2 separate regions of the Mus musculus genome follow, and region 2 is linked to region 1. Evidence: chromatin loops called from intact Hi-C (ENCODE). Cell type or tissue: heart. All regions are shown on one strand. Links, peaks and the distances in the headings refer to the core of each region. The heading gives the core; the rest is flanking DNA.

What was found. A loop is a pair of places that touch in the nucleus more often than their neighbours do. Peaks named below come from ENCODE experiments on the same cell type or tissue, not always from the same donor. Only the 100,000 strongest peaks of a DNase experiment are listed, where the experiment ranks them.
Region 2: it touches region 1 in a loop (6-fold over the local background); 8 of 42 quality-filtered maps call a loop at or near these places.

Annotation. Positions count from the first base shown.
Region 1 is chr14:13,916,636-13,919,557 of GRCm38, reverse strand. It overlaps Gm11100 (predicted gene 11100), which reads right to left and starts at 1,114. Exons shown (of 5, transcript NM_001370907.1): 1 at 990-1,114. The coding sequence starts at 1,114. In heart, for the core only: a CTCF peak has its summit at 1,686 (motif pointing right); no DNase peak of the experiment used is centred there.
Region 2 is chr14:12,573,924-12,576,845 of GRCm38, reverse strand. All of the region lies in intron 6 of Cadps (Ca2+-dependent secretion activator), which reads left to right. Among named protein-coding and RNA genes, the nearest start is that of Fezf2, 230 kb to the right of the region's middle. In heart, for the core only: a CTCF peak has its summit at 1,586 (motif pointing left); no DNase peak of the experiment used is centred there.

The DNA.
Region 1 (2,922 bases), core at 316-2,815:
GAGCTATTACGGAGAGAACCAGCCTCAGAAACAAGCAAACACCCATGTTGTGTCTTCTATCCTTTACCTACCACTGATTTATATAACACAAAATTAAAATGAGGCATGCTCCTAATAGTGTATGTCTGTCTTTACAGTTTTGCCTTTGACAAGAAATCCCAGGTCTAGGGCTCTTTTGATGTTTCCTTGAAGAGGGTTCAGTGGTGAAATAGGATTAGTAGACATTTCAGCAGTAAACATTGCTTTAGCAGGGAACAGAAAGCATTGATACATTTTCAAAATTCATTGGTGTGGAATGTGAGAAGACGAAAATACTGATACTGGGGGCTGGTGAGATGGCTCAGTGGGTAAGAGCACCCGACTGCTCTTCCGAAGGTCTAGAGTTCAAATCCCAGCAACCACATGGTGGCTCACAACCATCTATAACAAGATCTGACTCCCTCTTCTGGTGTGTCTGAAGACAGCTACAGTGTACTTACATATAATAATAAATAAATCTTTAAAAAAAAAAAAAAAAAAGAAAATACTGATACTGAAAAATTATATTCTTAATACGGACATTAATCTCACATGACACATTAAAACTCAAATCAGATGGAAAGTAAAGCCTTCTGCCTGGTAAAATTGAGACTTTAATAACTGCAAAAGATGACTTCGACAGCACTCCACATCCTGATCTGATGTAGCACTCCGTCCTCCTACCTACAGTCTATATTTTTAAATTATAATGTTTAAAGGAGATGTTACCTTTTCACAATGGATCTTGTGTAATGAAAAAAAAAAAACCCAAAAACCAAAAATCAAAAGACAAAAACAAAACAAAACACAAAAGACAAAAACAAAACAAAACAAAACCAAAAAAAAAAAAACCACCAACAACAACAAAAAAAAACCCAACCAACCAACCAACCAAACAAACAAAAAAAACCCACAAAAAACCAAAAACCAAAAGGTACCAATGGGAAACGAGGTAAGTCTTTGTTACCTACCTCTCTATCACCTTCCCTTTGAATGAGCCAGTTTTCCTATTGGGTTGCTGGATTCCTTGGTACTGGCCAGTCTTCCCACAGGCAAGCTTTAGGAGTTCACTTTGACAAAACGGAGGGCGCTCCATCGCTGTCACTTTCAGCTGTGCTTTGGATTTCTTTAGTGCTTGAGCGGAAAGGACTTCTAAAATTCATCCAGTGACTGAGATCACGGCTTAATTTTTGGTTGTTTGGAGCAAAACACACAGGAAACATCATTCTTTCTCAAGTGTTAGCACAAACATTTGTGCGACTGACCGTGTTTTACTTCATAATCCTCCAATGATGCATGTGACAGAAGTGTGGGAAATTCCCTGGTAACGTGTGAAATACTACATAGAGAAGGCACATTAGGAATAAAAGAAGTCACAGCATAATTGTTAATCACATTTAGATATCCGTATATGAGTTCTATAAGCAGGACGGTGCTCTAGGGTCTGAGTTTTTCTATTTCACCCCTCAGGAAGTCGAATGCTGTCCTATGAGGCACGAACCAAGAGGCCAGCTGCTGTTTGGCTGTCTCAGTAGTCACCGAAAGGGCTATTTTATTTCATCTTGAGTTTCTGTGGAAGTCTTTTAAAGCATGAAGCTAAAAAAGTTCAGTACCTGGATCATTTGCACAGTATTTCTGCATTTAACCCTTAAGAGCAAATACTGCCTAGGTGAGAACATTACCACAAGGTGGCAGCAGACACTAGGCTATAGTTTAGTCTCAGGCTTCATTGGCTCTCTGAGTAGCTGAGTTCAATAGGACTTGGTGCTTAAAAAGAAGGCCTCCGCAGGAAAGCTGAAGAAAGGTATATAATTTACTCTGGTTCCTGTGTGTGTACCCATCAATCATCCATATCACTGATGTGCATAGCATTTAGCTGAACATCTTATATAAACGCAGCTTTCAACTCAATACATTTGAGATCGGACGAAATAAACGCACACGATACTGATGATTTTGGTACGTGAGATTTTGTACAGTTGAATATCTGGGAGAAGAACTTTAGATGGAACAAGAGGCTGGGAGTATGACTTAAGACCCTCAAGACTCTGGGTTCAAAACTCAGCACTTAGAGAAAAAGCAGTAATAAAATGTATAACATTGAGGTGCTACTATGGTGTGTTCAGGACGGTACATCTGAGCTCTTGCTCCAGCCTTGGGCTGCGGCCTGAGTCTCGTTACAGTCACGTGATTTGCTCATTTTTTCATCTCTCAAATGGGAATGCTATGGGTGATAGCTATATAGTGAGATTCACGCGAAGTAGAAACTCTGCCGTAGCAAGTAAGACTCTCAGGAGGCAGAAGATTCCTGGTCCAGACTCTAAACCACTTCACTGTGGCGGAGATGCTTTGGTCACGAGGGTGGAGCTCTGTCCAGGTCTAGTTTTCCTCTTGGCGAGAATCATGGGTATTAGAATAAATAGATATACCCGCGAGCAATTCCTTTAACCAGAAGTTTTCACATAATAATTAGTATTGAATCTTCATTTTGTTGGATTCAATCAAATGAATGGTTGGCTGTGATGAGTTTTATGGCAGGAAGAGAGAGGTATTTTTATTCATGTGAGTGAGTGCTCATGCCTCTCTGTGTACAAGTGTTCCCTTCTCCAGTAGGTCACGGAACAACCCTAAAGCATGTAATCTGGCTACCGGAAAAAAAAAAAAAAAAAAAAAAAAGTCAAGGGAAAAAGAAGGGCACACGAGAGAGATAGCAGTTCTGCAGCCAGTCAAGACTTAAAACCTAGTTTTATACCTAATAAGTTCTGGAACCTTAGGAAAGGGGAGAAAACCTCTGAGCCTCATTTTTTGTGTGTGTGTGTGTTTAAAATATGAATAATCAATGGCACCTCCCACCCCCCCCCCAAACTATCTTAAAGTGCTATGGGACAACCTGACACAGACACA
Region 2 (2,922 bases), core at 281-2,780, 1.3 Mb after region 1:
CTAATTGTGTCCGGAGCTCTGTGGGTGAGGTTCAAAAGGTGACCAGGGTTTCTCAGCCTCTCTAGGACTCACAATTTTGGGAGCAGTTAATTCTTGATAGCAAGGAGGTTAGCATCACCTTCATAGTTTAATAAGTTCCAAAATGCTCTTGAAGATAAGAAAGGAAAGACAAAACACAAATGAATCCAGAACATAGGCTAAGTGGATGCCAATAAAATGTACACCCCAGTGGTGACAACCCGAATGTGTCAACAGACCCACTAAATGTCCCCAGAGAGAGCAAAGGACAAAGTCATCCTCCCTGGAAAGTCATACTTAGCCAATAATTTGTGTTCTCTGCTATTTCAAGGCACTGTATGTTTCTGATGAAACAGGAGCTCAGAAAATGGCTGTATAAGAAGTTAGAGTGTGTATTCCTTGTCACCAGATCTGGATGCCTGAGGGGTGACTCAGAAAACCATCACTTTAGTACTGATGCCCTTTTACTCCTCAAAAATAGCAGTAACGGCAATATTTTAAGGGGAGAATTATGATATGCACGTGTGAGTGTGTGTGTGTGTGTGTGTGTGTGTGTGTGTGTGTGTGTGTGTGTGTGAGTGTGTGCGCGCGCGCACGTGCATGTGTGCAGAGTTGGCTCAGTGATTAACAACCCTGGATATTTTTCTGGACAACACAGGTCTAATTCTAGGCACTTTCATGACAGTTCACAACATCCCAGGGGGTCCAATGTCCTTTTCTGGCCCCCATGGTACACATACATCATACATACAGTCATGCAAACACCTGTACACATGAAACAAAAAATAAAATCTCAAAAAAAAAAAAAAACCAATTGAAAAAAGATGGCAAGTGAGGTACAACCAAGAGCAAGGGGCCTAGTGAGGCACGACCAATCAAGCTCGGATGACCCTCAGCTTCTATTATCTTAGGGGACCAAATGAATACAAAATCATTCTGGTGTAGGCTGATTCCTGTGGACATCCAGGAGTAGACTCTGATTAAAGTGCTTCAATCCAAAAAGTAGGGTATGGGCCTCAGCTCTCATTCACCGTGAGGGAGTTATCAGCCACCTGTAAGGAAAAAGCAAGTTCCTTCTCGGTGCCTTGTGCATCCCCATCTAACTGCCCAGGTGCTGGAGAATAAGGCCTGGCGTGGCCTTAGTGTCTGTCTCTGTGGGTTCAAAGACATGGGCCTGGGACAGAGCCATGCCATGTAGATGCATCCTCAGAAACAACTTCACAACAAACCCATGTGTGGGGCTTTCCTTCAGAGAAGGACATGTGCTTTCTATATTCTGTTCTGCTCTAAATAAACAGATCAAGACTCACATGAAATTTAGGTACAATTCCCCTGTATCAGTCAATTAACTCACTGGATTCAAATAGTAGCTAAGAATACAGAAGTCTTGCTGTGTCCTTACAGATTTCTAAAGGGCTGAATTTTTTCTTAGCCAAAATGCCACTGCAGTAAATGGAAATACACTTGGCAGTGTGGAATTCAAGCGCACCACAGCTGAATTGTAGACTGTCTGCAAGTGGACCAAGGGCAGAACTGGAAAAGCATTTACAGACCAGGACTGCCATCTAGTGACGAAATCCTGTCACAACTCACTGGTTTCCATTTCTTGCTTTGTTTTTTGTTTTTGTTTGGTTTTTCTGCATTTCACAAACTTTTTATATGTCTTACACTCTCTTACAGAGATGAAATCATTCACAAGTCACAGCACTTATGCATCCTTCGTTATGGTTTAAGTAGTGAAAAATCATATAAGAAGGAGCCAGAATCCATTAAAATAATAATAATAATAATAATAATAATAATAATAATAATAATAATAACCAGTACGCAGTGACTGGTCCTTTAGAAGATATTTTAATGCATTTTAAAATTCAAGCAATACCCATTATCTATTTTTAAAATCCTAGCTAAAGCAAGAGCTGCTGTCAGCATCGTGCTGTGGAAAATAATTCGACCTGCCTATGAATATGGGCTTGATTTTCTCTTAGCAGGACTTAGGGGAGCTGAGGGGAAATGGGAGTCTGGTACCCTAGTAATAGTGCTCAGATCATTTAGCTGTCTGTAACATTCCCGGTCCTGAGCATTCCACATTAAAAGAAATACAACCAATACTTGTGGTTGAAAGTGCAGGGTGTTCGAAAAGTCAGTCATTTTACGCTGTCTGCCTTTCATGTCCCAAGTCTTCTGAGATACGAGGAGGGCCTACTGGGCAAAGCCACACTCCCTGGAGATATGGACCATGTGACAGGCAAAGGCAGCACCAGGGACCTAATTATAGGCAAGTGAGAAATAACCGCATCACACAGATAACTGCCAAAGTGAGATGAATAAGGTCTGGAATTTTCCAGAAAGATGCAGTGGGTGGGGAAGTTGGACTTACATGAAAGTGGAAAACTATTACCAATGAGGAGCAGAATTTGGCATCCAGAGATGATAAATACACCATTTAGGCCAAAAAGGGAGAGTTTGGGGAAGCACCTCCATGCTTTGAGATTAGTGTTTTGGAAGGACTCCGTGGCATCTACAACCCTGCTTCCTGTGATCAGTTGTTTGCCCCAACAACCTCTTGATACTCCTCTCTCCACCCTCCGTCCTTCCACTTAGATAACAGGAATAGGCAGCTCCCAGAATGCACCACTGAGAGTTCACTTCTGGGAGGCATCTCAGATTTCCCTACCTCTGTGGATCTGCCTAGAGCTTTCATTCATCCATACTGCACTAAAAGAATCTGCCATTCCATGGATAGAGATTAAGTGACCAGAATAAAGCCACTGGGCATGTTCATTCATCTAGTCCATAGTTGGTGCTTTACCGACTCAGTGGCAGATCAGAGGAGGGACAGACTTACTCGGCGTTACAGAAATAGGAATGAGGATAGGACTGGAGCTTCCTTGTTCTCAGCCA